Regions from separate parts of the Mus musculus genome. Here region 2 is linked to region 1. The links are chromatin loops, found by intact Hi-C in ENCODE. Cell type or tissue: gastrocnemius. All regions are shown on one strand. Each heading gives the region's core, and the rest is flanking DNA. Links, peaks and the distances in the headings are about the cores only.

Region 1 (15,709 bases), core at 3,402-11,401:
CACACAATGGCTCACAACTGTCCATAGCTCCAGTTCCAGGGGAGCTGACAGCCTTTTCAGGGTTCCATGAGCACAGCATACACATAGTAAGTACAAATACAAACAGGCAGGCAAAGCACCTAGAAAATGAAAGATTTAAGTGTGTGTGTGCGCATGTGTGCGTGCGTGCGTGCGTGTGTGTGTGTGTAATGGTATGTACATGGCTACCACAGCACAACTTTTAGGAGTCCATTCTCTCCTACCATGGGATCAAACTGAAGTCATCAGGCATGCACAGCATGCTTTCTTGCACTAAACAACCTTGCCCAGCCCTAGCAGTCACTTATGGTGCACTTCCTAGTTATGTCATTGTATAGCTGCATAGCTGCATTTCCTGCTGGGCAGAAACCTTGATGAGGTTGCCTTGCCTTCTGTGGTTATTTCTAAGGCTTAGCTGAACAGGTGCTCATTGTTTGCTAATAATAATTTAAAAAAAGAGCTGTTGAGTTGGTAGCTCAGGGGCAGGGTATTTGCCTAGCATGCACCCTAGGCTCAAGTCCCAGGGCTTGCATACGCACACACAGATGCACACACACAAGTAGAGAGAAGAAATGAAATAGTAACCATTTACAGTTTCCTTGGTAGTATATGGCTTTGTATGTTGTGATACAGTTACATATTCGTGTTAATTTGCATATTCATATGTTGTGATTCACAAATGCTAGGCAAGCACTCTGTCAATCGAACTATAGCCCCAGCCCGATGTCCAGTGTTTGAAGTGTTTAATTCAGTCTCATTTTCTGGCATTCATCTAAATAGAAAGACGTCTGTTAAATGTGTACATTGTTGAATCTTCCCAGTAGGATGGCTGACCTGCTTTTCTGCGAGCCAACAGAACTCTATAACATCTTGAATCAGGTCTCCAAGCTGTCCAGATTGGCTGAGCCCAACTACCTCTGTTTACTGGGTAAGTAGAAAACAACAACACACCAACCCAACACACCAATATATACAACAACACAAACACCACACACACAAACATCAGCACAGTACTAACCAACAGGTATGTTGAGAACAGTGGCCTGCAAACTTCTTTTTGAAGGTTAGCAGAGTTTCAGGAGGGGGAAATGAATGGTTGGTTCAAAAGGCTGCCTGTAGAAAGGCTGGGAGATTAGGCTCAGTGAATATGGTACTTGTACAATGGTGAACACCAGCGTTTGGTCCCCAGCACCCATATAAAAGTCCCAGAACTCGGGACAGGGGAATGGGATACACTGGGCAGACAGCTAACTAAACTCCGAAAAGGTGAGCTTGGGTTCTGTGAGACCTAGCTTCAGAAAATAAGGTAGAGAGTGACTGAGGAAGGCACACAGCGTGTGCACATGCTTGTACACGCACCTCCACACTCTTTCTGCTTAGATACATACACCACACACACATGCAAAGGCACAGGGTGCTGCAGCTGACGGTACAGCACCTGAAAGTTAGCTCAAGACCAGATCAAGGACAGGTCTGCACAGCATGGTGGCTCAGGCCCGTGGGCCCAACGCAGTGCACTCAACAGTTCCAGCCTACCTGGGTTACATGGTGAGACTCCATCTCAAAGAAATGAAGAAGTCAGCTAGCTGCTGGTGGTGTTATACCTTTAATCCCAGCACTTGGGAGGCAGAGACAGATGGATCTCTGAAGTTCAAGGCCAGCTTAGTTTATAGAACATGTTCTAGGACAGCCAGGGCTATACAGAGAAACAGCCCTATCTTGAACACCCCACAAAGATGGCTTTGTGGGTAAAGGTGTTTGCTGTCAAGGCTGAGTCTAGTCCCTGGAGACCACATGGTGGAAAGAGAACTGACTCTAACCTCCACTTGTGTGGCATGTAACCAGCCCCCACCCCTGAAATACAGTGATTATTTATTTAAAGATAAGAATCTTACTATGTAGCCCTTGCTCACAATCCTCACACCTCCTGTCAGTCCTTCCTTCAGTCGCTAGATGCTGAGATCACAGCTGTGGGGTTTTTGTTGTTGTTGTTTTTAAGTTTTCTTTTTATATATGTGAGCACACTGTCACTGTCTTCAGACACACCAGAAGAGGGCATTGGATCCCATTACAGATGGTTGTGAGCCACCATGTGGTTGCTGGGATTTGAACTCAGGACCTCTGGAAGAGCAGCCAGTGCTCTTAACCACTGAGCCATCTCTCCAGCCCCCACAGCTGTGTTTTGAGTGAACAGTTACTCACCTGCCCACCAGTGTTCTCATGTCCCTTCACGTGTCCAGTTCTGAGTTCAACCCTTTTGTTCCCCAGATGTCCGATCAAAACGACAGTATGACGAGAGCCATGTGATCACTGCCCTCAGAGTGAAGAAGGTATCAGGCTGAGGAGGACGGGAAGCAGAGGGAAGGAACGTTTTGTCTTGGATCCAGAGAGTGCCGTCGACTGTGAGGGACAGGGTGGTGGGAATGACTTGGCCCCTGAGTCCCTCCCACATCCCCAGAGCTCATCCTGGTGGATACTTACTCCCTGTTACTGCTGTTATTAAGGGCAACGTGTCCTACAGTCGTTGGTGTCTGATCTGGGAAAGAAGGTCCATACAGCCCCCGTGCATCTGCTCTCTGCGTCCTCCGGGATGCCTGTGAGCTTGGTGCTGTGTCTACTTTGTCTAGTCTCTGCTGTCTGGTAGGTGGTCAGTACAGGTTGTTGGTAAATACTGGTGACCAGAGAGAGGCCTTCCCTCTGCCCAGAACATGTACCAACCTTTGTTTGCCGTGTGTGTGTGTGTGTGTGTGTGTGTGTGTGTGTATGTGTGTATTATTTGATCATTCATGAGCATGTGTGCGCATGCTCACCCACCTGCACACATAAACCAAAGGATGGTAGTTATCTTCTTTTAGGATAACCTTAGGATTCTTAGATTTTTTAATTACATTATTCTTTCTACTTTATGTTTCTTAAAGTTTTTACTGCATTATTATGATTTTTAAATCATATGTGTCTGTGCTTGTGTGCACATGCGTGTAGGTGCCTGCAAGGTCCAGAAGAGCACACTGGGTCCATCGAGTCCCCACAGCTAGAGCTACAGGAAGATGTGAGCTGCCCAGAGTAGGTGCTGGGAGCTGCACTTCCCTTCAAGTGTAGCAAGTGCTAGCTGCTGAGTGGTCTCTCCAGCTCGCTGTATTATCCTCCTCTCTCATTTCTCTCTGTGTGGAGGTGAGGGTGGTATATATCTGGGCATGGCCAGACCCTGTCACACTGGTGGAGATCAGAAGATAACCTCTACATGTGGGTCCCAGGAACTGAACTCAGGTTCTCAGGCTTATAAGTACCTTCACCTGCCGAGCCATCTCACTGACCCTTATTCTTATTTATTCTTAGCCAGAGTCTTGCTATGTAGTCTCGGCTGTCTTGAGTCTCACGATCCTCCTGCCTCAGCCAGGACCAACACCCTGCCGCAGGCATCCTCCTGAATATTCTCTTGAGCTTTTAGACAAATAGAGTTTTTCCCGTTTGTGTTCCAGAGATCCTTGTAAGTCTAGACCTCTGTGGCCCTTAACTTCCTGCCTTGACAAAATTCTGTTGTCATAGCCCCCTGAATGTCCTCTCTTGGGACTTCTGCATCAGATAGGCCAGGTTGTAACAGGCAATGTTGGGCTCAGATTCCCTTAGGGATGGGGGCTCATAAGGGACACTAAGAGCAAGTGAAGGCTGCATTCTGTGTTGTCATCTAGTCAGGAATCCTTGCGTTCTACAACATCTGTTAGGTTCCTGTATGTGTCTAGTACATATATGCGTCTAGACTACATCCCCTCCCCAGGTGACCTCACCCCCTCCCCAGGTGACCTCACCTCCTCCCAGGTGACCTCATCCCTCCCCAGGTGACCTCACCCCCTCCCTAGGTGACCTCACCCCTCCCCAGGTGACCTCACCCCCTCCCTAGGTGAGCTCACCATCTTTATTAGTTACCTTTCTTATTCATTACATCAGCAAAAGCAACTGCAGCGGAAAGGGAGGAAGGGAGAAGGATATTTTACCTTACAGTCTCAGGGATATAGTCCTGTCCTAGTGGGGAAGGCATGACAGCAGGCACGTGAGCCACCAGGTTACATTTTGTCCATAGTCAGGAAGCAAAGAATGAACCAGAAATGAGGCTGGACTGAAAACCCTCAAGGCTTATCCCCTGTGACCCACTTTGTCTGGCACTTCCCTCTGCTTTACCTTTACCTGCTAAAAGTTCCATAATTGCCCAAAATAGTGTCATCATCTGGGGACACTTGTGCCTGTGGAAGACATTTCACACTGAAAGCACAATATCTTTTATTTTCACTCTTGGGACCTACATTATGGTGACCCAGCCCCTCATGACTCTGCCACTCACCAATGCAACTCTACCTCATGGTAGAATGCTCGCCCTTCATCCATGTGTATGAAACATACATTTAAGGTCTGTCACATGCCAGAGATTGTTCTAGAAGCTCACAAGGTATATTAGTCTAATGATTAACAGTGGCTACATGGTAGAATCTAGTATCATCTTGGAGACAAAACTGCAGCCATATCTTGGCAGGGTTTCTCGAGTGGGTTAAATAAGGTGGGACACTCATCCTGAGTGTGGTCAGCACCATCCCCTGGGCTGGAGCCAGACTGAATCAAAATGAGCTGATGAGGTCAGTGGTGCTGGCACACACTTTCTATCCCAGCACTCGGGACGCAAGGCAGGAGGGTCTCTGTGAGGTCCAGGCCAGCCTGGTCTACAGCGGGAGTTTCAGGACAGCCAGGGCTACACAGAGAAACCCTGTCTCGACCCCTCTACCTGTCCCCCAGAAGAAAGCCAGCTGAGTGCCAGCATTCATCTTTCTGCTGCCACCTCACAATCTGTCACCACACCTGATTGTACCCTTAAACTGTGAGCCAGATGAACCCACCCTTCCTTCCTTCTTTCCTTCCTTCCTTCCTTCCTTCCTTCCTTCCTTCCTTCCTTCCTTCCTTCCTTCCTTCCTTCCACAAGCTGCTCTTGTCAGGTGCTCTGTCATGGCAGTCCTGCTGTCCCGTAGCCTGCATTCAATCCATCTCACAGTTCTGGTGGCATTCGCTCACTTGGGGCTTCTGCTTCGGGACCCATTCATCCAGCCACAGCAACTCTGGCGGGCTGTGAGTCTGGTCATGGACCAGCCATTCTCCAGCCAGGCCATCTCCAGCTTAGTGACCTGCTTTTGTCCTTCTTCGTGGTACATAGGGGGGACCCTCCAGGATTCTAGAGCCACTCCCATCCATTAATGGGGTTCCCAGCTCATGAGTCATGAGGGGAAGGAGGACAGGACCCCCAACCAACCTCAGGCTCATCTGGGTGTTGTGCAGGGACAGTAGCCAGGTGAGCTCCGCAGCAGCCCGTGTTTGTGGTTTCCTCAGCGAGATCATCAGTACCTCATCCCGGAGTCCGTAGACCTGGAGTGTGTGAGATACTGCATCGTGTACGACAGCAACACCAGTTCCCTGGAGCTGTGCATACGGCGGCAGCTGGAGGAGGAGGAAGAGGAGGAGGAGGTAGAAAGAGAGGACAAGGAGGAGGACACTGGTAATTTTTGTCCTTTTGGTGGTGTTTGAAAAAGGGTCTCTCAAGCTGAGTTGTGAGGGTGCACACCCTTAGCCCCAGCTGTCTGGAAAACCTCCCTCTGCTTCCTGAGTGCACTCTGCCAACTGAGCCTTCCCAGTAGGTTTTTACAACCACACAAATAATAGTGGACAGTACGTATTTCTTGTTTTTGTGTGGCTGTGATCACATCACCTGAGGAAACAAAGGAGAGCAGGGTGATTTCTCTAGCTTGCTTCTTTGTATGTGTGTCTGTGTGTGTGCTCAGGCCTGTGGAGACCAGAGGTCAGCCTCGGGTGTCAGTCCTCAAGGGCCTTGTTTTTTAGGACTGTCTCTACTGGCTTGGAGATTGTCAAGAAGGCTAGACTGACAGGCCAGTGAGTCCCAGGAAGCCACCTGTCCCTGCCTTCCTGGTGCCAGCATTGCAAAAGTGTGCCACTGTGCCTGGCTTTTACACAGACTCTGGGGGTGGAACTCAGGTCCTCAGCTTACTAACTAAGCCATCTCTTGCAACACGTGCACATCTACACATGCAGAAACATGCACACACACACACACACACACACACACACGTATGAAAGATAGGGGGAGGAGAAGGTGAAATCACTCACATGCCTAGCAGTGAACACTCTATGGCTGCACACAACATGTGATCCCAAACTCAGTGGCCCTAAATAACAAAATGGGTTCAGAATTCAGAGGCCACTCCTCCAGGAAACCCAAATGTTTCTCTCTAGAAATTGTAATCACAGTGTCTGCTGGGAGGATTACCCTGAGTTTGAGGATAGCTGCAGAGTGAGACCATGTTTCAAATGAAAACAAACAAAACCCTGGGCTGGGACTGTAGCTTAGTCGGTGGAGTATTCCCCTGGCATGCAAGAAGCCCTAGGTCCAAGCCGGGCGTGGTGGCACACGCCTTTAATCCCAGCACTCGGGAGGCAGAGGCAGGTGGATTTCTGAGTTCAAGGCCAGCCTGGTCTACAGAGTGAGTTCCAGGACAGCCAGGGCTATACAGAGAAACCCTGTCTCGAAAAACAAAACAAAACAAAACAAAACAAAACAAAACAAAACAAAACAAAACAAACAAACAAAAAAGAAGCCCTCGGTCCACTCCAATACCACCTAAACAGGGTGTGATGGGACACACTTGGAATGTGGAGGCAGAAGGAGCAGGTGCTCAAAGCTGCTACCAGCTATGCACAGCAAGTTCAAGGTCTGTGAAACCCTGTCTCAAAAAATAAATAAATAGTCATAAAAATAGGTAGGTAGGTAGATAGGTAGGTAGGTAGGTAGGTAGGTAGATAGATAGATAGATAGATAGATAGATAGATAGATAGATAGATAGCACACCATTAACCTCAACACTCAGGAAGCAAAGGCAGGGGTATCTCTGTGAGTTTGAGGTCAGCCTGGTCTACAGAGCAAGTTCCAAGACAGTCAGGGACACACAGTGAAACTTTATCTCAGTAAGCAAATAAATAAACTTTGTCCAGGGCTATAGCTCAGTGATAGAACACTTGCCTCTCATGCACACATGCACAAGGCCCAAGGTCAAGGGGGTGGGGGCAGGGGCAGTAGGATGGCTCAGCAGGCAAATGCACTTGCCACCAAGTTTAACAACCTGAGTTTCATCCCCACGACCCACATGGTGGAAGGAGAGAATTTACTCCTCTGAGTTGTCCTTTGATACCCACATGTGTGTGGTAAAACACATACACATGCATGCACACACATAAATGAATAAAGAAGTAAAAACCAGAAGATTCCCTAAAAACATATGTAGCCAGTTACAAGACATTCAATGAACGTTTTGAAGCTGGCTTATTGTCTTTCAGCCCATAGTTTGGGGATGATGACCCATGCTGACAGGATGAGGGTGAACATTGACACTTTGTGCCACTGGGTGGCGCTAACGCCCCACCTTTAACAACACCCGCCGTCTAGCCTTCCAAGTGGTCTTTGGCTTGGAAATTTCTTTTCCTTTGGGCTACAGTTTGTATTTGCTAGTTCTAAATCAGAGTCTCATGAAGCCCGCTAGCCTCAAACTCACTGCATCGCTGAGGATGACCTTGGACTTCAGCCCTCTCTCCACCTTGTGAGTGCTGGTATCACAAGCGCACGCTACCATGTCATGCACCCAAAGCCACGCTGGGCCGGCTCTCTACCAACTGAGCTACATCCTTAGCCCTTTTTGTTTGTTCACATGTTTGTATATTTTGGACTGGAGAGATGGCTTTGGTCTTCAGTGGACCTTAGTTGGAGTCCCAGCATTTATGTAGTGTGCCTGCCTCACAGCTCTCCTTAATACAGCTGCAAGGCATCAGACCCCTCTGGGGTGAGGGCACATGTGCACATCCCCCAGCCCAGACACACACACACAATTACAACTTTTAAAAATTATGTTGTATGTATGTATGTATGGTAATGTACATGCCACAATACATGTGGATTCTGCCATGTAGGTCCTAGGGATCAAACTCAGGTGATCAGGTTTGGCAGCAAGTGTCTTTACGCTCTGAGCCATCTCTCTGGAACCGTCTTCTTTGAGACAGGGTCTCATGTAGCCCAGGCTGGCCTCAGCATCACTGTAGCTTGTATTTCTGAGCCTCTTGCCTCTACCTGCCCAGTGCTGGAACTGCTGGTGTGTACTGCCTGCCCAGCCTGTTCACAGGACTACCAACTGGACCCTAGCGCTCTAAGACCAGGGCCCACTTAGATGGCTCAGCAATAAAGGTGCCTGCTCCCAAGCCTGACAACCTGAGTCTCATCCCTGAGACCCACTAGTTGTCCTCTGACTTCCATATATATGCTATGGCAGATGCATGTCCCCATACACAAGTCAGTCAGTCAGTAAGTAAGTAAATATGATTTAGAAAACCACTTTTGCTCTATAAGAGGTGGCATTGTGCTGTGGAGTATCCCACTCAGAAAGCGATGACAGCCAAATGTAACACTTCCACTGGAGGCGACTTTCCTCAAGTAAAATGGTGATTTTTGGGGGTGGGGTGGAGATTGTGCCTGATGGCATACACCTCTAATCCCAGCACTGAAGAAACATAATTAGACAGATCTCTATGAGTTCAAGGATAGCCTGATCTACGTAGGGAGTAGTATGTAGGCCAGCCAGGGCTATGTAGTGGGACTCTTCTTTCAAAAAATCAAACCAAACCAAACCAAAGCAGATGCTGTTGAGAAGCCAGGTGTGATAAAATGCTGACTTTCAGCCAGGTGTGGTAGGACACATCTGCAGGCCCACCATTGGTAAGGCTGAGGACGGGGAAACCCAACTCTGTCACCCCCCTGCCTCAGTCTCATGAGTGTTGGCATTGCAGATGTTCACCAACATGCCCAGCTACTGGTTTTGACAAACAGCCTTTTCTGACACAGTAAGTGTGGTAGCTCCTGAAGCTGCTTGACAGGGTGACCAGGCTCTGTGGGAGTCCCTAACTGTCTCTAATGCCACCCTACAGCTGTTGACTGTAAGTCTCTAGCAGTGGAGAGGCAGATATCTAGGCTAAAGGTGTGGCCTGGGACTGCCATTCCGACTCCCCCGTGGCCTCTGGCCCAATAGTCTCTTGCTCAAGAGAGACACGGCTGGTGCCCCATAACCTACTGTCTGGACTCTGATGGGGAAGGGGGATGAATTCCACCTTATGCCTGCAAGTTTTCTCCCATCATGGTTTACAGACACAGGTTCATCCTCTGGATAGCTCCCTGCCAGTTATGTCCTGAGAAGTTCCTTCTGGAAGTGTCCTTGTCTTCAGGAGAAAAAGTTCGTTTATTTAATCAAACTAATTAATTTTTTTCCCTAGGTGATTTTACTTTGTGTGTATGTGTGGGTGCACATGAGTGGGTACACACATGGGAGAGCCTTAGATGTTGATCCTCAGGTGCTGGTCTCCTTCTAAACGGTTTTGGTTTCTCGAGGGTGGGTGTGTTCCAGAGTTTGTACAGAGGTCCTGAGATGAAGGCCTGGTCATCTGACTTGGTGACAGGTGAACTGACTTCCTAGCCCTACCTTATCTTTTTGAGACTCTCTCCTTATGTATAGTTCCCCAGTTCAGCTGGGCTAGCCTGCTGTGGAGCCCCAGGGATCTGTCTGTCTTCATTGATGAGATACAGCGTACACCACAAAGCCCAGTGTTCTTATGTGGGTTCGGGAACAGAACTCAGGTCCTCGGGCTTCCCTGACTCTCTGCTGTCTGAGCGTCTCCCCAGCCCCAGAAACTCCAGAGCCCTTCTCCTGCTGGCAGACTCTGGAGGGTCTGCAACCAATGTTCCTGGTCAGGGTGTCTTAGTGGATGCAGGGTTATAGAGATTTTCTATTGAAGCGGCATGAGGTCTGTATTAGTTACTTCCATGCCTCTGTGACAGAAGACCTGACCGGCAGCTTCTGAGAGCAGAGTGACTTTGGCTCACGGTTTCAGAGGGTTTGGTCTGCAGTCACTGGCCCTCCATTTCCTCTTTTTATTCTGTCCCAGCCCCAGGCCATGGAACGGTGCCCCACATTGAGGATAGATTTTTTTTCCCTCCTCAGTTAATTCTCCCTGGAAACATTCTCACATTTGCACTCAGAGATGTGTCCCCCAGTGTCCTAGGTGATTTTGGTTTAGACAAGTGGGTAATGAATATTATTCATATTATATAGCATAATTATGAAAGGGTTGAGTTTAAATTTATAACAAACCATAAAAAGAGGTCCAGTGAGATGATCTCTGGGACCCACGTGATGGAAGAAGAAAACAGGCTCCTGCAGCACACACACACACACACACACACACACACACACGCACACACACACACACACACACACACACACACACACACACACACGCATCCAGGCACAATCCTGGAAGGCAAACCAGGAGAATAGTGAACTCTAGGCCAGACTGGGCTTCGTAGCTCTCGTCTCAGAAATAAAACTAAATTCTAAGGAGGTGTCACTTGAGACCCACCAGGGTGGGCACAATTTAAAACATGACAAGTGTTACATAGCGAGTGTTGACAAGAGTGGGGCACTGGGCCTTTGTATACCACGGAACACAGTGGGAAAGGACCTGGCACGGAGGCCCCCGACTGTGCTCCAGTATTGGAGACTGAGCCTGCAGGATTACTACAATTTCAAGGGCAGTCTTGCCTACATAAGTCCCGGGCAGGACCCTGCTACAGAGTGAGACTCTGACTCAGAACACAAAACAAAATCAGAGTCAGTAAGATGGTAGAAAGCACCTAGGAACAGACCCACACCATCCCTGGAACCCGAAAGGGGACAGGAGAGAATGAGCTGAAAATGAGTTGGCCTGTAATCTCTACTCATACACCATGGCACATGTGTATGCCTGTATACACACACACACACACAGACACAATTAATAATGAAATATTTCAAAAATTAAAAACTAACCCAAAGCCAGACATTAGTGGCACACACATTTAATCTGAGCACTTGGAAGGCAGACATAGGCAAACTTTTGATATCAAGGCCAGCCTGGTCTACAGAGGAAATTCCAGGACAGCCAGGGCTACTGAGAGAAACTCTGTCTCAAAAAAACCAAAACCAAACAGACAATCCAAACCAAACCAAACCAAACCAAACCCTAACCCAAACGACACCCAACTGTAAGAAGAGCATCAAATGGTCTAGTGTAAAGAAAGCCATGGGGATTGTTCCGTGTTGAGGTGCATACTCCAGGAGAGTGAGAACACAGCACACAAAGCTTGTGCTTCGTTCAACACAGATGTCTCAACAAGCCAGTGAGCGGGTGAGACTGAATGCAGTCCCTCCACAGAGTGGAATGATACTCAGCCATACAGGATTTGATGTGGGGCCGGAGAGATGGATGGCAGCCAAGCACACATTTTGCTCTTATAAAGGACCCAAGTTCAGGTTCCAGAATCTAGCTCTGGGGATCTTACTGTACTGGGTGCCCTGTGCTGGCTTCTATGGGCATCTGTACCCTGTGCACAAACTCACACATACACATAATTAAAAATAATAAAAATTTGATGCTAGAGATATGGCTCAGTGACTGAGAGGACCTGGGTTTGATTCCCAGTGCCCGAATAGTCGCTTACAATTGTCTATAGCTCCAGCTCTGGGTGATACATTGCCTTCTGGCCACTGCAGTCACTTCACACATGTGATACACAGACAAACATGCAGGCAAAACAACCATAAATATTTTTTAAGACTTTAAAAACAAGGCTTCACTTATTCTATCCTTGAGTCAGTTTTTCCCCCTAATTTTATGTGCCCCTTAGCTTGGGTTTCTGAGTAATTGCTTTCAGTGGAAGTGGCCATCCATTGTCACACTAGGCAAATGCTAAGTACATTTTGCACCTCTTTGGTGTCTGCCTGTAGAACTCCTACCTGGACCTGCTGTGGAATTTGGACAAATCCTCATTCACTTTACCCGCCAACCTGTCTATGTCCTCAGAGGGGGCTATGAATGCTTCTCTGGCATGTACCACTTCTTCCGGACTCAGAAGATCATCTGGATGCCCCAGGTGAGGCAGGAGAGTACTCATAAGCTTCTAGGAAGTGAGGCTGGAGACGGGTAAAGGGAGGCAAAGACAGAGGAGATGGGGAGAGAGGACATGGGAAGTGAGAGTGGAGACATAAGCCTGGGGCAACTGGTGGGGTTCAGCCCATGCTGACAGATTCCGAGCTAACACATTGTACTGGCTGATTTAGTGTCAACTTGACACAGGCTGGAGTTACAACAGAGAAAGGAGCCTCCCTTGAGGAAATGCCTCCATTAGATCCAGCTGTAAGGCATTTTCTCAATTAGTGATCAAAAGGGGAGGGCCCATTGTGGGTGGTGCCATCCCTGGACTGGTGGTCCTGGGTTCTATAAGAAAGCAAGCTGAGGGGGTTGGTGAGATGGCTCAGAGGCTAAGAACACCCGACTGCTCTTCCGAAGGTCCAGAGTTCAAATCCCAGCAACCACATGGTGGCTCACAACCACCTGTAACGAGATCTGACGCCCTCTCTGGAGTGTCTGAAGACAGCTACAGTGTACTTACATGTAATAAATAAATCTTTAAAAAAAAAAAAAAAAAGAAAGCAAGCTGAGCAAGCCAGGGGAAGCAAGCCAGCAAGCAGCACCCCTCCATGGCAGCTGCATCAGCTCCTGCCTCTAAGTTCCTACCCTGTGTGAGTTCCTGTCCTGACTTCTTTTGGTGATGAACAGCAGTGTGGAAGTGTAAGCTGAACAAACCCTTTCCTCCCTAACTTGCTTCTTGGTTGTGATGTTTTGTGCAGGAAGACAAACTCTAAGACACACATTGTCTTATTTAGGGTTTTACTGCTGTGAACAGACACCGTGACCAAGGCAACTCTTACAAGGACAACATTTAATTTGGGGTGGCTTACAGGTTTAGAGGTTCAGTCATTATCATCAAGGCGAGAGCATGGCAATGCCCAGGCAGTCATGGCACAGGAGGAGCTGAGAGTTCTACATCTTCATCTGAAGACTGCTAACAGAATATTGGCTTCCAGGCAGCTAGGATGAGGGTCTTAAAGCCCACACCCACAGTGACACACCTACTCCAACAAGGCCACACCTTCTAGTAGTGTTACTCCCTGGGCCTCGCATATACAAACCACTACACACAATATGGGGAGGCCAAACATAGGAACCTAGAGGAGGTATGGTTTCTGTGTGAGGCAGTATGCTAAGTCAGACAGTGTACAGTTTGATCTGAAATGTTCCCCCACATGTGTATGCTTTGAACACTTGCTCTCCAGCCAGAGTCCCTCCTCAGATGGCTGCAGAGCCTTTACGAGGTGGGGCCTGGCTGGTGGAAGAAGGCCCTAGGGGTAGGTCTTAAACGTTATACTCATCCCTGGTTCTAGTGTGCTAACCCTGCTTCCTGCTCTGAGGCATGCACCTTTCATCACTGCATGGGCAGGGCCCGACCACACCTTCCCTACTGTGATGGATTAAAGCCTCTAAGACTGAGAGCCAAATAAACCTCATCCCTTTCAGTATTTTGTACCTAGGATGTTGCTAGATTTCTTTTTTCTGATAACATTGATTTATTTTGTGGCACACACATGTGAGTGCGTGTGTGTGTGTGTGTGTGTGCATGTGTGCGTGCGCACGCGCATTCTCTTCTTCCAACATGTGGGGCCCAGGGATTGAACTCAGGTTCCTTGGCAGCAAGCGCTAACCTCAAGTGGACAAGTTTTGGGTCACAGATTGTCAATTCTAACCTTTGCATGTATGGCCAGGTACAGACAGGAGCCATGAGGGAAGGGGCTGTCATTGTGGACAGCCGTTTAGGTACTGGTGCTGTGGGTCAGTCCTGTTTACACCCAGGCCTCTGGCTTCTCGTGTGAGGCATTCATTCACGTGTGAATGTCTGCCTCACCTTCTTGGGATTGCTCTCCTGAGCTTACCTGCAGAGCCACACCCCCAGAGATAGGCCTCCCAATTATCTTTGGTGAGTGTACACCCACACCGGCCTTCTTTCTTCCCCATCCCAGGAACTGGATGCCTTCCAGCCATACCCAGTTGAGATACTTCCAGGCAGAGTCTACCTGGGCAAAATCAGTCAAGCCTGCAATGCTAAGATGCACAAGGACTTGAAAATTAAAGCACATGTCAATATTTCCATGGAGACAACACCCTAGTAAGTGAAGGTGATACTATTGTGTGTGTGTCACACACACATGCAGATATCTGTGCAGATGGAGGCCATATGTTAATATTGACCATTTTCCTCTGTCATTCTTCACTTGATTTTTTTAAGAAAGGGTCTCTCACTGCACCTGGTGCTCATGGATTGGCTAATCTGCCTAACCAGAAAGTTTGGAGATTTGTCTCTGTGGCTCCAGCCCTAAGTTTCCAGATGTGTGCCCCCATTAACCCAGCTTGTGTGTGTGTGTGTGTGTGTGTGTGTGTGTGCTAGGTCTTGTGGGCCAGGTCCTTATGCTGTGCAGCAGGAGTTTTGCACAGGCTTCTGTTCTAGGTTAGAAGTCGCTTGTTTACATGTTTCTGACTGCTGCGGCTTGTGGCTGGTTTTGCCACCATAGTACTAGAGATTAAACCCAGGTCTCTCCCTCACTGGCCAAGTGCCCTTCTGGTGAGCCATGCCACATTCCTTCATTAGAGGGTTCTAGCAGAGTGCTCCAACCACACCACCAGCCCCTCACTGGCAAGTTCTAGGCTGATGTCTTATGTCAGACGTTCTCTGCGTGCACATGCATGTATGCAACTATCTGTGCAGGCCAGATGACTATCTCCAGTGTCATTCTGCAGGAGCTAGCCACATTTATTTAAAAGACAGGATCTCTCACTGGCCTAGAATTCACCAAACAGGCTAGGCTGGCTGGCCAGTGAGGCCAGAGATCTACCTGCCTAGTGCTGGAGTTCCAACTGTAGGCTCCCTGCCTTTTTTTGTAGGGGCTGGGAATCAAAGTCAGATCCTGGTGCTTGTCACTCTATCAGCTGAGCCATTTTCCCAGCCCCCAGGACTATTCTGCTAGTTCCTGTCCTCCTGATATCAACCCCTAATCATTCCCTTCTGGGCTCTGTGCTGTGGGCTGTGGGCATTACACACTACACTACACTACACTACACTACACTACACTACACTATACTACACTACACTACACTACACTACAGTAGGGCTGGCTGATCCACCATGTGTTGTGTGACTTTTCTGGGGAGATGTGGAAAAACATCTACTCACCCCGGATAGGACACTGGTGACAGACTAAAAGAAAGGACACTACCACAAAAGTCCAACATAGAGAACCAATGAGCTTCCTGCGGTTACTTGACAGGTGCACGTGTGTAGGGAGGTAACTTAGAGGGACATGGATGACTCACAAGCAGCTGAGTCAGGATTCCTGATAGCTGGGACCCTGGAGCTTCCTACATGACTCACAGACAGCTCCTCAGGCCAGAGTCTCCTCTCACCTGTAGTTGTTACTACCTGTATAGCTTGGGGAAGGGCCTTGTAAATCTTGTAAGTTTCAGGAAGTTTCTGGGACTTACAAGTTGCTCATTCCTGAGCTTTGGAAGTTCCTTTTACTTCCTGAGCCTTAAGAAGCCTCCCTCCTGGAAGGAATGCTCCAGTAAAGAAGAAACAGATACTCACCACTGTGCTGCATTCCTTCAGTTTTATAGGCAA
Region 2 (15,709 bases), core at 4,350-12,349, 380 kb after region 1:
CTTGGTGACAATCACCCTGCTCACACTGAGCCAGCTCTCCAACCCCCACAGTGGGATGGTGTATTTGAGACGGTTTGCTGGGTAGCCCTGGCCTCCCACTTGCTACCTAGGCAGGCCGTCTCCTCTCCATGTGCCAGCACACCCTGCAAGGCTACTTAGTTAAATGGTTAGTTAACAAGGTAACAACAGATCATAAGTTTATGAGAGCAGGAAGTAGAGTGTTAGAAATGAGGAGGTCTCTTGGTGTAATGAGGAAGTGCTCTCTTAGGATGCGGTGCACCACGCACCTGGGAAGAATAGCTGTCATCCCCTTTGTCTGGACCACTTACAGCTGGCAGGTTTTCAGCTGACCATTTCCAGTCCTGGAAGACAAAAGGACGTGAAGGAGATTCTGCTCTTGACTTCCTTTTGAGACAATGTTTATAGCCCAGGCCACTGTGTAGCCCAGGCTAGACTGGCATTCTTAATTGTTCTGCCATAGCCTCCCAAGTGCTGCTGGGATTATATATGTGCATTGCTGTGCCTCACACTAGTTAAGGAAATCTTAAGAAATGGCCCCTGCATTTATGGACTAAAGGCTATCAGAGGAGTTGCAGGAATGGCGAGTAAGCAGTTGTGCTGATGTCCCATAGCTAAACAGGACTGAGCCGATGGCCAGGGAGGAAATGATAACTGGTTGGTCCAGGAAAGTGTCTTGGCCTTGGTGCATCTGTAGCTGAGGAGTTGGTATTTTCCCTGTGGTTGGAATGTAGCAGTGATCACAGGCACCATGTGTGTACCTGGCCCCTGTAATCCCAGCACGTGGAGACTGAGCCAGAAGCATTGGAAGTTTAAAGGCAGCCTGAGGCTATGGAATATGTTCTGGTATAGTTTGGACAGAATAACAAGAACTTGATTAAAAATGTTTTTCCTAGCCGGGCGTGGTGGCGCACCTTTAATCCCAGCACTTGGGAGGCAGAGGCAGGTGGATCTTGAGTTCGAGGCCAGCCTGGTCTACAGAGTGAGTTCCAGGACAGCCAGGGCTATACAGAGAAACCCTGTCTCGAAAAACCAAAAAAAAAAACAAAACTGTTTTTCCTTCGTGTGGTACACCTGAGCAGTTGGGGCATTTGGAGATTCTTCCTGTCCCTTACTTACCAGGTCAGTCTTAGAGTGATGCACTTCACAGAACTGAGTGGTTTGAAACAACCTTCTTTTTTTTTTTCCTTTTTGGTTTTTTAAGACAGGGTTTCTTTGTATAGTCTTGGCTGTCCTGGAACTCACTCTGTAGACCAGGCCAGCCTCGAACTCAGAAATCCGCCTGCCTCTGCCTCTTGAGTGCTGGGATTAAAGGCGTGCGCCACCACTGCCTGGCGAAACAACCTTTTCTTATTTAGCATGAAATGTATACTAGGCCCCAGGAGTATGAAGAAATGCTTTCAGTTTTCTTACCTGTTTGTTGTGAGTTGGTTCGCTCATGGCCATGGTGGTCAGAGCACAGCTTGTGAGGGAGGGTCAGTTCTCTCATTCCACTGTGTAAGGTCCAGAGAATAAAGGGGGCTGGGAGTACGGGCACGCTGTTTCATGAAGGATTTTTTAAATTTATCACAGGCGCCATGATAGCGGTGGGAGCGGACATTCAGCATTCGAGCCCCTTGTGGCCAACGGAGTCCCTGCTGCATTTGTGCCTAAGTAAGTGAGAGCCTCAGTGATGGGATGCTGCAGCTTAGTGATCCTCAGTGATGGGATGCTGCAGCTTAGTGATCCTCAGTGATGGGATGCTGCAGCTTAGAGGTCCTCAGTGATGGGATGCTGCAGCTTAGTGAGATCCTCGGTGACGGGATGCTGCAGCTTAGTGGTCCTCAGTGATGGGATGCTGCAGCTTAGTGATCCTCAGTGATGGGATGCTGCAGCTTAGTGGTCCTCAGTGATGGGATGCTACTGCTTAGTGAGATCCTCGGTGACGGGATACTGCTGGTTGGGAAAAGTGTTTCTGACAGTGGCTGCCCTGTCACCTCTCTCTACTGTCTGCACTGTCCACTTCACATCTGGAGGAACATTCTAACTAATTGCCATGACTAGATATTTCCTTTCCAGTTTCTTTCCAGGTTTTTCCATGTTTAATGACATTTTAGATAAATATATGTTGTGCTAATGTTGTGTATATACAATGACTGTTTATATATTGTGCTAGTGTTGCGGTAATCTTTTTGGAGTAAGTTCTCTGATAGCTGTGAGAGAAGAGAGATTCATTAGTTGACTGAAGCCAGGATAGCTCCTAAAAAGATCTTGATTGGTCCTGGGCCCGTTCATATTCTCATCTTCTATTCATCTAAACTATGAGGTGGGACGAATAAGCAAGTGCGATTTTACAGATGCGTATGAGCAGTCAGCTTGTTTTAAAGGTGTATTATAGATGACAGGTGTAAGCTCTTGTGGTCAGGTTGTTAAGAGCAACAAACTGGTAATTTTCCAGGTATTCTGTTCCAAGTAGTAAGTGAAGTGATGCTTAGATATGGGCCGTAAGCAGTGCTTTAAGTAAACCACTAACTAAAGCAGTCAGCCAGTGTCTCGTGCTTGCTCTGTCTCACTCTGCTTCACTAACATGGTGCAGTTGACCCTTCACAAATGGACCACAGGCTTCTGCAGGGCAGGAAGTGTTGATATGGAGTGTATGAGAGGAAGTTTGCATAGAAGGTGCATAAGTTCCAGTGTGGTAAAAAGGCTCTGTCAAGCCTTGCACTCAGCTCACTGTGTTGCACCGTGGGAGACATGCATACACAGTGTGGACTGCTGAGGTAGGAAAGCCTGACAGGGGCTGGCTTTGGAGGCTCCAGCCTAGAGGAGGCACAGGCATCTGGGAGCGAGCCAAGATGATGGTGTGCTAGTGGAAGGAGGGGAACATTGGCTGCCTCTGCTGCAGTTGTCAGCGAACTGGTTTGTGGTTGATGCACTTGCCTGGGAAATGGTAAGAGGACCATACTGTAGTAGGGCTAGGTAACACACATTGACAGAAAGGATTATGGGAGATTTCTCTTTCAGTTAGAGGCTTAATGATTTTTCTCTTAGCAGCTTTATTGAGGGATCATTGACAGACATTACGTTTTTGTCCCCATGACACCACAGTCAAGGTGTAACCCTTCCTGTTGTGTTTCCCGTGCTGTGCTTTTACCCAGTCACTTTGTCAGACATAGGCAGCCATGTCATCTGCTGACAGTGGCCTTGAGGAACATTGTGGTGGTCTTTCAGGTTTATTCAGAAAGGTGAGGCACCATGGTGGAAATAGCAGAATACGCCTGCAGTAGCGCATGTACACTTCTTCCTTTCTCTTAGGCCTGGCTCCCTGAAGAGAAGTCTGGCTTCCCAGAGCTCAGATGACCACTTGAACAAACGGTCTCGCACCTCCTCTGTGAGCTCCCTGGCTAGTGCGTGCACAGGAGGCATCCCCAGTTCTAGCCGCAATGCCATCACCAGCTCCTACAGCTCCACCCGTGGCATCTCACAGGTATGTCTCAGGGCCGGGAGCAGAGGATGCAGCTCACCCTCTGTTGCTTTGCACTGAACCTGTCTCTAGGCTAACTGGAATACAAAGCAAATTAACGAGATCAGTGGGACTGAACAGAAAGCAAACCTGGTCCAGATGGAGCAACCTGCAGATGGACCAGTGCAGTAAATGGTACTGATTTAGAAAGGTTTTGTTCCCTTTGGAATGTAAAGGAGATTTATTTCTTTATTTTAAACTTTCTTTTTTTTTTTTTATTACGTATTTTCCTCAATTACATTTCCAATGCTAGCCCAAAAGTCCCCCATTCCCCCCCCCCTCCCCTACCCACCCAATCCCACTTTTTGGCCCTGGCGTTCCTCTGTACTGGGGCATATAAAGTTTGCGTGTCCAATGGGCCTCTCTTTCCAGTAATGACCAACTAGGCCATCTTTTGATATATATGTAGCTAGAGACAAGAGCTCCGGGGTACTGGTTAGTTCATAATGTTGTTGCACCTGCAGGGTTGCAGATCTCTTTAGCTCCTTGGGTACTTTCTCTAGCTCCTCCATTGGGGGCCCTGTGATCCATCCAATAGCTGACTGTGAGCATCCACTTATGTGTTTGCTAGGCCCCGGCCTAGACTCACAAGAGACAGCTATATCAGGGTCCTTTCAGCAAACGCTTGCTAGTGTATGCAATGGTGTATAAAGGAGATTTATAGGCAAGTAGGATTTAGTGTAAGCTTTGATTCATGAAGTAGATGTCATTCTTGTTTAGAGTTCGTTAGAGCCCATAGGTGGGGAAGCCAGGCAGCTCCACTGTCAGGCACACTTGGGCTCCAGTATTGGTATTGACACTAGGAGGTGCACAGGCTCCTGCAGGTAGATCAGTCGCCCTTGGTGTTTGCTTTTGCCTTTTGAGACAAGGTCTCATGTATCCCTGGCTATTGTGCATGCAGCTCAGGCTGGGTTTTAACTAGTAGTGATCCTCCTGCCTCAGCCTCCAAGCACTAGGTGTTCAGCTTGCACCACCATGCCCAGTTTGTATCTAATACTCATATTCATGGAATATCAGAATCTGTAAAAATAGAGGCTGTACTTTTTACTATAGATGATTTTTGTTAGAATATGTAATGAATACAAGAATTACCTCTTTATTTCTTTTTTAAGATATTTATTATTTTTATGTATATGAGTACACTGCAGCTGTCAGACACCCCAGAAAAGGGCATCTGATCCCATTATAGATGGTTGTGAGCCACCATGTGGTTGCTGGGAATTGAACTCAGGACCTCTGGAAGAGCAGCCAGTGCTCTTAACTGCTGAGCCATCTCTCCAGTCCTTTTATTTCTTTTTTTAAGATTTATTATTTTGCAGTATGTGGTGGAATACTCTAACAAGACCAGCCTGGCCTACATAGTAAATTGCAGCCAGGGCTATGCAGTAAGATATGGTCTTAAAAAAAGAAAAGAAAGATATTTTTATTTATTTGAGCCTGTGTGAGGCCAGAAAGCATCCATCATCCTAGGAACAGGGTTACAGTATTTGTGAGCAGTCTGGTGTGGATGCTGGGAACCAAACATGGGTCTTCTTCAAGAGCAGCAAGTGTTTCTTAACCACTGAGCCATCTCTCCAGTCTCTCAGAAAGGTTTAGTTTTGCTGTGTTTCTTGATTTTTTTTTTTCTTTTAGTTTTTTGAGACAGTCTCTCAGTAACCCTGGCTGTTCTGGAGCTCACTATGTAGAGCAGGCTGGCCTTGAACTCACAGAAATCTATCCACCTCTGCCTCCTTAGTGCTGGGATTAAAGGTGTGTGCCTTCCTGCCTGGCCAGGTCAGAATATCTGCCTACATAGCCATATTGTCAGTAGTAGTTTCAGATTGTCTCTCTGCTTGACTTGCAGCTGTGGAAGAGGAGTGGTCCCACATCTTCTCCCTTCTCCAGTCCAGCTTCCTCCCGCTCCCAGACACCAGAGAGGCCAGCCAAGAAGACAAGGTGATGACCGGTCCCTTCTGGTCACTTTGTGTGGACAGGGGCAGCGGGTTTAACAAGGATTAGCTGTTGGGCTGCTTTATCTGACTCAGCAAATCAGAGTCAAACCATACAAGAGCAGCAAAGTGCCTGCTAGAGTTGTGTCCTTGTCCTACAGTGTGAGCAACTGATGGTTGGGGTCCCTTCTCTGTCTCATACTCCAGTGGGAGTGGTGCAGAGGCCACTGGGAGTGGAGTGCAGAGTGGACCGGGTCAGCAGGGAGCCTGAGTCCCTGGCCCCAGCTCACCCTTCACTGGAGCTCGGCTCCCTCGGGGATCAGGTCTGTCTGTGTCTGGCCTCACCTGCCACCCAGTCTTTTTTATTTTCCCTATCTGTCTGCCTGTCACGGGCCTGCTTTCTCACCAGCTTCACTCCTCGCTCCTAGCACTAATCTGCTGTTAGAGCCTGAAGATGCAGTCTGGGGCCTGGACTTGGCAGGCTCTGAGGGAAGCTTTGCAGATCCCTGGTCTATATTTGATTAAAGGCTGGTTGCTCATGGCCTATAACAACTGCCTGCCTTCGTTTCTACAAGAACTGCCACATGGTGATATGCTGACACTAGAGCCATGGGAGTGTGCAAGTGTGTGTGTGAGGTGCTGTGCCGTCTCCAGGCCTTCCCAAATAACATCTAGCTTTCACAATCCCCACAGAGAGGAGGAGCCATGTCAGCAGTCCAGTTCTTCACCTCCCTTGGTGACAGACAAGGAGTCCCCAGGAGAAAAGGGTAGGTAGAGAAGCCATGGGCCCGAGAGGAGCATCTCCAGTGAAGTTCACCGTGTTACTCTGGGTGGGGCAGGGAAGATCGTCTTGTCCTTGAGTAGGGAGGTCAGCAAGCCTGTGTTTCTGTCTGTAGTTACAGATACAACCACTGGGAAGCAGCAGAGCTCATGGACTTCCCCACCCACACCTGGCAGCTCCGGGCAACGCAAACGCAAGATCCAGCTGCTGCCCTCCCGGCGAGGGGACCAGCTCACCTTGGTATGTCTTGTCTATCCTTCTCGGCTCTTTTAGTCTCCAGGAGTCTGAGGGGCAGGGTCGTCTCCAGCATCTTGGGCTTGGCCTAACCTGCCTCCATTCTCTTGGGCAGCCTCCACCCCCAGAGCTTGGCTATTCCATCACTGCTGAAGACCTGGACATGGAGAGGAAAGCCTCACTGCAATGGTTTAACAAGGTCTTGGAGGACAAGCCAGGTCAGGCTGGGCGCAGTGTGCTCCGCAGTGTCTCTGTATTCCTTTTAGCTTTCCTTGGAAGAGCAGTTGTAGAATACTTGATTTTTCCATTCATTATCCAAGGCTGTCTTCAGGGTCATAATCCTCCTCCTGCTTCAGCCTCCAAAGTGCAGGGTTGCAAATGTGCACCATTACAACCAGCTCTTAGATGTTTGTCCCCCCTGATTCCACCAGGGCTCTTATTAACAGGAACTGTCACTAATACTTTTCCCATGGGACATGGAAGTTTTGTTGTTTGTGACAATAATGTTACTGTGTCCCGAGTGCTGGAGCGCAGGCCGGGAGCCAGCAGTGAGGTTAGGAAGGAAGGAGCTCCCATGTAAGAGGCTTGTCTCTCCTCCAGATGATGCTTCCGCCTCAGCCACTGATGGCCCCCCTTCCACCAGCCCTCCCTTCACATTCACCCTGCCCGCTGTGGGGCCTGCTGCCTCGCCAGCCTCCCTCCCGGCTCCCAGCTCTAACCCACTGTTGGAGAGCTTGAAGAAGATGCAGGAGTCTCCAGCCCCATCATCCTCGGGTAAGCAGAGCAGTGTGCCCTAGGGTTACAGGCTTTTGACATGATGGCAGTGAGAGGCTTCAGACTGCCCTGGTCTGGAAATACACAGGGACAGCTGTAATACTGTGATTCAAAGGCAGCTGCCCCGAATCTGTGTCATTGATAAATTGAAGGTGTTGGGTAAGGCTGGTGAACCTTGCCAGCTAGTGCCTTCGTGCTACTGCACATGCACACACTGTGTAGCTGACTTCTCACACTGGAGTGCAGGCGTGCTGATGCAGCTCGGGGCCAGGCAGGCACCGTTTTGCTAGGGTGGTGAACATGGTGGCTCTTTGAGATGAGCAGGCACCTGTGTGTGTAAGGCAGTGCAGACAGTTGCAGGAGTAGCGTTCTCCTTCATGGCCACATGTGCAGCTCCAGTCAGGCTCCCTACTCTTCCCTTCCGCCTTTCCTGGAATCTGGGAGTCCTGGTGTGGTGGCTGCTGGAGGGGGCAGGCGTGCTGAGTGCCGCCCTCAGACACCCTCAAGACTCACCTCACTTCCTTTTCTTCTCAGAACCTGCTGAGGCAGCAACAGTTGCAGCCCCTTCACCTCCGAAGACACCCAGCCTCTTGGCCCCTCTTGTCTCACCACTGGCAGGGCCCCTAGCCAGCACCTCCTCAGACTCCAAACCTGCAGCCACCTTCCTGGGGCTGGCTTCTGCTTCGTCTATAACCCCACTCACTGACAGCAAGTCCTCTGGAGTCTCTCAGGCTGAGCAGTCTGTCAGCACCCCAGCCTCCACAGCCTCCTCCCCGACCCCAAAGCCCAGCATGCTGTTTGGGATGCTGAGTCCACCTGCCAGCTCTTCCTCCCTTGCCACTCCAGCTCCGGCTTGTGCTTCTCCCATGTTTAAGCCCATTTTTCCAGCCACACCTAAAAGTGAGAGTGATAGCCCCTTACCAAGTAGCTCCTCAGCCGCCACTACAGCTTCATCCAGCACCGCCCCTCCCACAGCAGCCAGCACCACACCCACGTTCAAGCCCATTTTTGACAAGATGGAGCCATTCACAGCCATGCCCCTGTCAACTCCCTTCTCCCTGAAGCAGACAACTGCTACAGCCACCACTACAGCCACATCAGCTCCTCTCTTTACTGGCCTGGGCACTGCCACTTCCACGGTGGCCTCTGGCACCGCAGCTTCTGCCTCAAAGCCTGTCTTTGGCTTTGGAGTGACCACTGCAGCGAGTACTGCCAGCAGTACCATGACTTCCACTTCCCAGTCAGTTCTGTTCGGGGGAGCCCCCCCTGTTACTACTTCTAGCTCTGCCCCAGCTCTGGCCTCCATCTTCCAGTTTGGCAAGCCTCTTGCCCCAGCAGCATCTGCAGCAGGCACCTCCTTTAGCCAGCCCCTTGCCAGCTCTACCCAGACTGCTGCCAGCAATAGTGGCTTCAGTGGTTTTGGCAGCACCCTCACCACCTCCACCTCGGCCCCTGCCACCACCAGTCAGCCCACGCTGACCTTCAGCAACACTGTCACCCCCACCTTCAACATTCCCTTTAGCTCCAGTGCCAAGCCTGCGCTCCCAACCTACCCTGGAGCCAACTCACAGCCCACATTTGGAGCCACCGATGGGGCCACCAAGCCAGCACTTGCCCCAAGTTTTGGCAGCTCGTTCACTTTCGGCAACTCTGTGGCCTCAGCCCCATCGGCAGCCCCAGCACCAGCCACCTTTGGCAGTGCTGCACAGCCAGCTTTCGGAGGGTTGAAAGCCGCAGCCTCCACCTTCGGCGCCCCTGCCAGCACTCAGCCAGCTTTTGGTAGCACCACGTCTGTGTTCTCCTTTGGGTCAGCTACCACATCTGGCTTTGGTGCTGCTGCCACCGCTGCTACCACCACACAGACCACCAACAGTGGGAGCAGCAGCTCTCTGTTTGGCAGCTCTGCTCCATCCCCATTCACATTCGGTGGCTCAGCAGCTCCTGCTGGCAGTGGAGGCTTTGGCCTTAGTGCTACCCCAGGCACCAGCTCCACCTCTGGAACTTTCAGCTTTGGATCTGGACAGAGTGGGACCCCGGGCACCACCACCTCCTTTGGAAGTCTGAGTCAGAACACCCTGGGCGCACCCAGCCAGGGCTCACCCTTTGCCTTCAGTGTGGGCAGTACACCTGAAAGCAAGCCTGTGTTTGGAGGTAAGTTTGGCAAGCCTGTTAAGGGTGAGTGCACAATAGTCTGCCTGCAATGTTAAAAGCCAACTGGCAATCCAAACTAGCATGGGAGGAATCCTGTGTAGTCAGGAAAGGTTCCTGGAGGGTTGGAGAGATGGCTCAGCGGGTAAGACTTCCTGATCTTAAAGGGAACCCAAATTTAGTCCTAGCACACACATCAGGTGGCTGTCACTGCCTATAGCTGCGGCTTCAAGTGTCTGATGCCTTCATCTGCCTCCATGGGCACTGCATTTTGTATGCACACACATACTTTAAAAAAAAAAACTTTAAAAGATAGATATTATGTGTATGTGTCTTTTGGCTGTGCGTATGTCTGTATACCACATGTGTGCTGGTGCCCACAGCAGCTAGAAGAGGGTGTTAGATCCCTGGGACCTGTGAGCTGCTGTGTGGGTGCTAGAAATTGAATCTAGGTTTATTAATGAAAGGAAAAGATGTTTGGTGTATACGGTCATCCTTAGCTTTATTTCATATGGTTGCTCATGCTGCACAGGAAGGACTTTTAACTCACCAGGCCATCTTCTCAGCTGTTGTAATTTATAGTGTGTGTGTGTCCACCATGCGTGTCTATGTGTACATGCATGTTACCATGGTTTACAGATAGGGATCTGGATATAACTTTATGGAGTTGGTTTTCTGCTTTCCCCTTACTTCTTAATTCTGAGGCTATACCTCAGGTGGCCAGGCTTGTGCTGCGAGTGCTTGTCGTCTTCACGCAGAGCCAGCTCACTCGCTCCTTGTTTGTGTTGTCTATGTGTGTGTTTGATACTGTTTTCTAGTGTAGCCCAGGCTGCCCTCAAATTCAAGATCTTCATACTTCATCTTCCCAAATGCTACAGTGATAGACGTATACCCACCGCAGGCTGCAGGGAAGGGTACTGTCAGGGCATAGAGGCAGAAGCAGAAGGTAGGTTCATGAGCAGAGAATAAGGCACGATTGGCTGGAGATTGCAATGCTGCTGGCAGAGTACAAGGTTGGTCATAGCTAGGTTCATTGTCTGGATTTTAAATGTCCAGGGAAGTCACAATAGAATTTTAAGCTTAAGGGTCTCATCTGCTGCGTGCAGGGTAAATTTTGGCCCTAAGAGCCGCTGACTTCTTTGGTAAATAGGAGAGAATCTCTTGTGAATTGGAGAAGATGGCCAAGGGCAGGATGCAGATCTGTTGAGGGAGTTGCTGGGAACATGAGAAAGGGGATGTAATGAGAGACAGTGGAAGGCTTGCAGCGTCTGGAATAAGTAGGTGGATGGGGCTGGGGAGACAGCTCAGTAGCCAGTGCCTGATGCTTGAAGGGTGGGGATCTGATTCAGTCTCCTGTGCTAAGAAGCTTGATGAGGCAGTGGCAACCTGTAATCTCAATGCTGGGTGTGGAGGTAGGCAGAGCGCATGGGCAGGAGACCCAAAATAGGCAGCTCCAGCTCAGGGAGAGCTCCAGAGACACCCAGTGTCAACCTCTGGCTTCTGTACTCTCCCATAGATGAGTACTACTCTGGTGCAAACACACACACAAACACACCAGATAATACTCAGGCTCTGTGTGTGTGTGATTAGCACTAAAAGGTCCTGAGTCTTGTGAAGTCACTTAAGAATGGTGATGGGGAGGGTGATGATTCAGGATCCTAGGTGGGGGAGGTGATTGACTGATAGATGACCCTCCAAAGGACCAGAACTGTTAATAAGAGTCTGGGACCCAAACCTCGGGAATTGGCCTGGGTGTGGTATGGCATGCCTGCCATCCCAGCACTTAGGTTTGGGCAGGAGGTTGGAGAGTTGAAGGCCAACCTGGGCTAAGCAGAAGACCCAGTCTCAAAAACAGCATAACAATGGAATTGAGTGTTTGAGGTAGGAGGGGAGAGAAGTGGTCTGGAAGCAGCATCAGAGACAGACAGCCCTGAGACATTATACAGAGCAGAGCATCCTGGGAAGGAGGGGGACCCTACAGATGAATGAGAAAGAAGGGGCAGGGAACCAGGGAGGGATTAACCTGACAGCACGCCTCACCCTCTCCCCCATCTCACTGCAGTTGCATAATGGAGAGGTGGCAGAGGCTGGCTTCATCAGCTCTGGGTGCTGGGGATAGGCCTGATAATGGTCTAGTTTCTAACTTTTTTCTGTCTCCCTTTTAGGCACATCTACACCTACTTTCGGGCAGAGTGCCCCTGCCCCCGGCGTAGGCACCACAGGGAGCAGCCTCTCATTTGGGGCCTCTTCAACACCTGCCCAAGGCTTTGTTGGAGTTGGACCTTTTGGTAAGCCACCAGTCTGCTGCCAACATGGTGTCCTTGTCCCTTGAGTGAGGAGTGATTAGGAATATAGCAGGTTGCTGTTCCTCAGGGTCCAGGGAAGTTGGACAGCAAAAGTTAAATCTTCTCAGGAAACTCAAGCCAAGTGCCGGTGTTGTTTATTTCTATGTGTATTGGTGTTTTCCCGCATGTTCATCTATGTGAAGGTGTCAGATGCCCTAGAACAGGGGAGTTGTGAGCTGCTATCTATGCTGGTGCTGAGAATTGAACTTCGCTCCTCTGGAAGAAGCAGTCAGTGCTGTTAACTGAGCCATCTCTCCAGCCAAGAGCTGTGAGGGCTCCCAATGGTTTCAGAAGCCCTAATGGAACACTTAGGTTTTGCTATTGACTGACTCCCCAGATGAAGGCACCAGCACATTTTCTGTGGTAGCAGCTGCCCTGATAAGGTCTTGTTAATTCTTTCCAGGATCAGCAGCTCCTTCGTTTTCCATTGGTGCGGGATCCAAGACCCCAGGGGCTCGACAGCGACTTCAGGCCCGAAGGCAGCACACCCGCAAGAAGTAGCCTGCCTCTTGTCTCCACTCCCCCATCCCTTGCCTGAATCTGGACCTCAGCACCTGCTAGGAAGAGCCTCTGACCCTTCAAATTCCATAGCAAACCCAGCCTGTCGCCAGGGTGGAAGTGGCAGCCTGGTCATTTCTGTTCCAGAGGAAGCCAGTGCCCCACGGAGGGGCAGAAGCCCAGTACTTTACTTGAACAGTCACACTGGTTAGGCTGGAGAACTGAAAAAACATCTGTACATATTGTCCTCTTGCTGCCCCAGCGCTTGTTTAGTGTGTAACCTAGGCAGCCTCCCCCTTTCCTTGGCACCATCTCTGCTGGCACCTACTTGGATCCCTAATACACATGAGGTGGGGTTGGGGGAAACGGAATGTCCCTAAGCTTTGCCTGCTTGGTTTGGCCATAAGAAGTGGTTCTCTTCCTCTGATTCCTTCAGGGTCTCTCCCTATTTCTTGCTGCTTTGTCCTTCACCGGTCCTCTGTGAGATTCATTCCTTTTAAATGGCAGTGAATCTTGCTTTGCCTTGGAGACCCCAGTGGGCACGGTTCCGCCTCTTCTGCCCAGTCTGTTTATCTCCAGCCCTCTGCTGATATAGCCTCGAAAGGGTTGGTGGCTCAAGACTGTTAGCCTGGCAGAGCCAGGGGAGGGAGACGTTTGCTCCAGGAAGACCTGGGGCAGGTAGACCAGACCGCCCACCACTGCTTCTCGCTGCCTCTTCACCTGCCCACTACCCCCCGGGCCAGTTTGCCTCTTCGGGATTGTATTTTCCAAGCCTTGTACTATGTTGGTCTGATGTTAATGTGTGTTGCTCCTTGAATCGAGTTTGGAGGAAGAATTGAATTGTATGTGTGGCGGCATGTTGGTAATGCCGGACTTAATGTCACCTGGGCCCTCCTGGGCCTAGCTAATTGAATGCTGAAAGTGGCACCGCGTGACAGCCACAGTGCTGACTCCTGAATTCTCAATAGTGTTTTGACTTAAGGGCTGGCAGCCCAGGGGATGGAGCCTGTTGGGAGCAAAGACTTCCCTCTGTTGATCCTCCCCACGTAACCCACCCAGGCCAGGGCAGCTTCTGCCTGTGTTTGGAGTTCTACATTAATGAACTACACTTAATATAGTCCTTAGTTGTATTCTCAAAAGGTTCCTACCTAGCCTGTCTTTCTTTCCAAAACCATACCATACCCTTCAGCCCCAGAGCCTGGCTGCCATGTCCATCCTCTTTGGGAGAAGTATGAATGCGTGTGTCTAAATTAAAAGAAAAAAATATTTAAACATTTTTTAACAAAATAAAATTTATTTTTGTATTTAAGCTAAATTGCCTTTAAAATTCCTTCAAGCTTGGTTCACTGAGGTGGTTAAGTATAAATGCTATTGAATAGTAGAATTAGCTGTATAGTTATGCCTGTGTGAAGGAGGGGCTCACAGCTGTCCCCAGCAGCTCCCCTAAGGGGGCAGAGCTCCTTCTAGACATGTCGTATAAGTGTGATTCTTCTTTTATAAACAGTGTGATGTAGCTGTCCCTGGTCCCCTTCCCTTTGTGACTGGGATTGAATGTTTTATGGCAGGGGTTAGGCTGGGTTGTGTGGAGCTGGAGAAGAGCTTGACCTCAGGTCCCAAATGCCTGTGAGGATGGGGATGGGTGGGGGTCTGAACACGAAGCCTCTACCTGTGCCTCAGGTAAGGAAGGGGCCTCCCTGCAATTCAGTCTGAGCTAATTACCTCAGCTCCACAGCAGGCCTGTATCCAGGGCCCCTGCGGAGGCATCCTGGAGTAGCCTCGGTGTGTGAGCACATTTGTCCGTGCTCACGCTGGACAGGGACAGGGAGGCTGGGGCTTCCCACCACAGACTGAGTTCCTGTGAGTGTAGCTGAGATTTTTAGTATGAATGTGAGATTGTTCTTGCTTATGTCATTAAAAATAAAACTGTGATCTGTCATAGATGTGAGTTTGCCCTTTATTTGTGAAGCGAAGAACTCGTGACTGGTAGGACTGGGCCCAGTGAGGGACACAGAGTGCCAGGACATCATCTTCCCTTCCCAGAAGAGCAGGGTTCCCACAGTAAGCATGGTTCTGCTGGCTGTGGGGCACTCAGTGCCTATGTGCTTGGCTGCATGCTGGCACCAACTGCTGCTTTGCGTCTTCTCTTTCTCTTTGGGACTTGGCTGAGAGGTTCTGGATCCATTGCATCGGTCTGTGGGGCTGGGCTGGAAGAAGAGGCCAGAGGTTAGCAGATGTGCTAGCACACACCTTAGCTCAGGAGGCAGAGGCGGATCTAAAAAGGTTGGGGCCAGCCTGGTCTACCTAGATAGTAAGTTCTAGGTCAACCAGGGTTACACAGATACTGCCTCAAACAATAACAAAAGCCTGAGCTCCTCACTCACGTTGGTACCACCTCTGCACGTTCAAACACAGCAATGAAGAAGCCACCAGTGAGCGTGGTCTCAGGGGAAGCCCGGAGGCAGTGTTCAGACCCTGGAAAGGTACTCAGACCTCGGTGAGGCCATGTGGGTAGGACAGGAGCCAACCTGTGGAGAAGGGGAAGACTCAGACCCTGGTGAGAAGCAACTTGTGACCTCAGACCTGGGGACCACTACCTGAATGTCCCCGAGTTGTGCTGTAGAGCCTCCTGGACCACGTCTTCATTCTCTTCTTGGCAAAGGGAACACGTGGAGTAGACTAGGCGCTGCAGAGAGGGGAACCTAAGTGCATGGCACAGAGCCCGCTGCTGGAACCCGGCCAAGGCCTGCAAGCGCTCCTTGCTAGGTGTGCCTTCCCCATGTTCCTCCAGCTGCCGGCTCAGCATGCCTGTGGAAAAAGAGCTGCAATTATGAAGCCATTTCCACACCCAAACCCCCATTTTAAAGATGAGAGCATTTGTAGTTACAAGTCCAAAGCAACACCAAGACTAACTGGGCATCTCCAGTATCCAAGCTGCTACAGGCCTACGACCAGAGCCACACTGTCCCCTTCTCACCAGAGCCACTACAAGAAGGATCCAGCAAGATGTACTGGACCTGGCTGTAACGCTGGTCAGAGGGAGAGACTGTCAGGAAGTCCTTCTCTGCTAACTCGCAGCAAGAGACCCCAGCCCGAGCCACCAACGTCGCCATGGCTGCCAGCCGCTTAGCGTCCTGGTCGAAAGCAAAGATCTTCCTAGGGAGAAGAGCAGAGGCAGAGTGAACTGAGAATTCCCTTCTGTGTGTCTGTCTGCCACATGTGTGCGGGCGTCTGTGGAGGCCAGAAAACGCTGTTGGAAGCCATGGAACTGGAGATAGAACAGGTTGTGAGTCACCTGACATGGGTGCTAGTAGAGCAGCAAGGGCTCACTGAGCCATTTTGCCAGCCCCTGAACTGAACATTTATGGAACACAGAGGCCCACGGTTAGATATCATCAAATTGTAATGTGTGCTAAGCCAGGACACAGGTCTGGGGCGTGGCTCAGCAATAGAGGGCTTACCTAGAAGCCCCCCCCCACCCCAC

What was found. A loop is a pair of places that touch in the nucleus more often than their neighbours do. Peaks named below come from ENCODE experiments on the same cell type or tissue, not always from the same donor. Only the 100,000 strongest peaks of a DNase experiment are listed, where the experiment ranks them.
Region 2: it touches region 1 in a loop (2.7-fold over the local background); 8 of 42 quality-filtered maps call a loop at or near these places.

The regions. Positions count from the first base shown.
Region 1 is chr5:135,755,493-135,771,201 of GRCm38, reverse strand. It overlaps Styxl1 (serine/threonine/tyrosine interacting-like 1), which reads left to right. Exons shown (of 9, transcript NM_029659.4): 2 at 840-946; 3 at 2,287-2,348; 4 at 5,386-5,551; 5 at 11,928-12,073; 6 at 14,058-14,203; 7 at 15,698-15,709. The coding sequence starts at 844. Among named protein-coding and RNA genes, the nearest start is that of Gm30205, 9.5 kb to the left of the region's middle. In gastrocnemius, for the core only: a CTCF peak has its summit at 7,470 (motif pointing right); a DNase peak (open chromatin) is centred at 7,477.
Region 2 is chr5:135,374,599-135,390,307 of GRCm38, reverse strand. It overlaps Pom121 (nuclear pore membrane protein 121), which reads left to right. Exons shown (of 13, transcript NM_148932.2): 4 at 1,591-1,671; 5 at 3,313-3,484; 6 at 5,364-5,455; 7 at 6,142-6,215; 8 at 6,345-6,469; 9 at 6,579-6,681; 10 at 7,064-7,237; 11 at 7,772-9,388; 12 at 11,551-11,673; 13 at 12,134-14,168. The coding sequence ends at 12,231. It overlaps Mir7033 (microRNA 7033), which reads left to right and starts at 6,498; the gene lies at 6,498-6,578. Nsun5 (NOL1/NOP2/Sun domain family, member 5) reads right to left here. Exons shown (of 10, transcript NM_145414.2): 7 at 15,203-15,381; 8 at 14,823-15,033; 9 at 14,610-14,753; 10 at 13,511-14,432. The coding sequence ends at 14,324. In gastrocnemius, for the core only: no CTCF peak of the experiment used is centred there; a DNase peak (open chromatin) is centred at 8,664.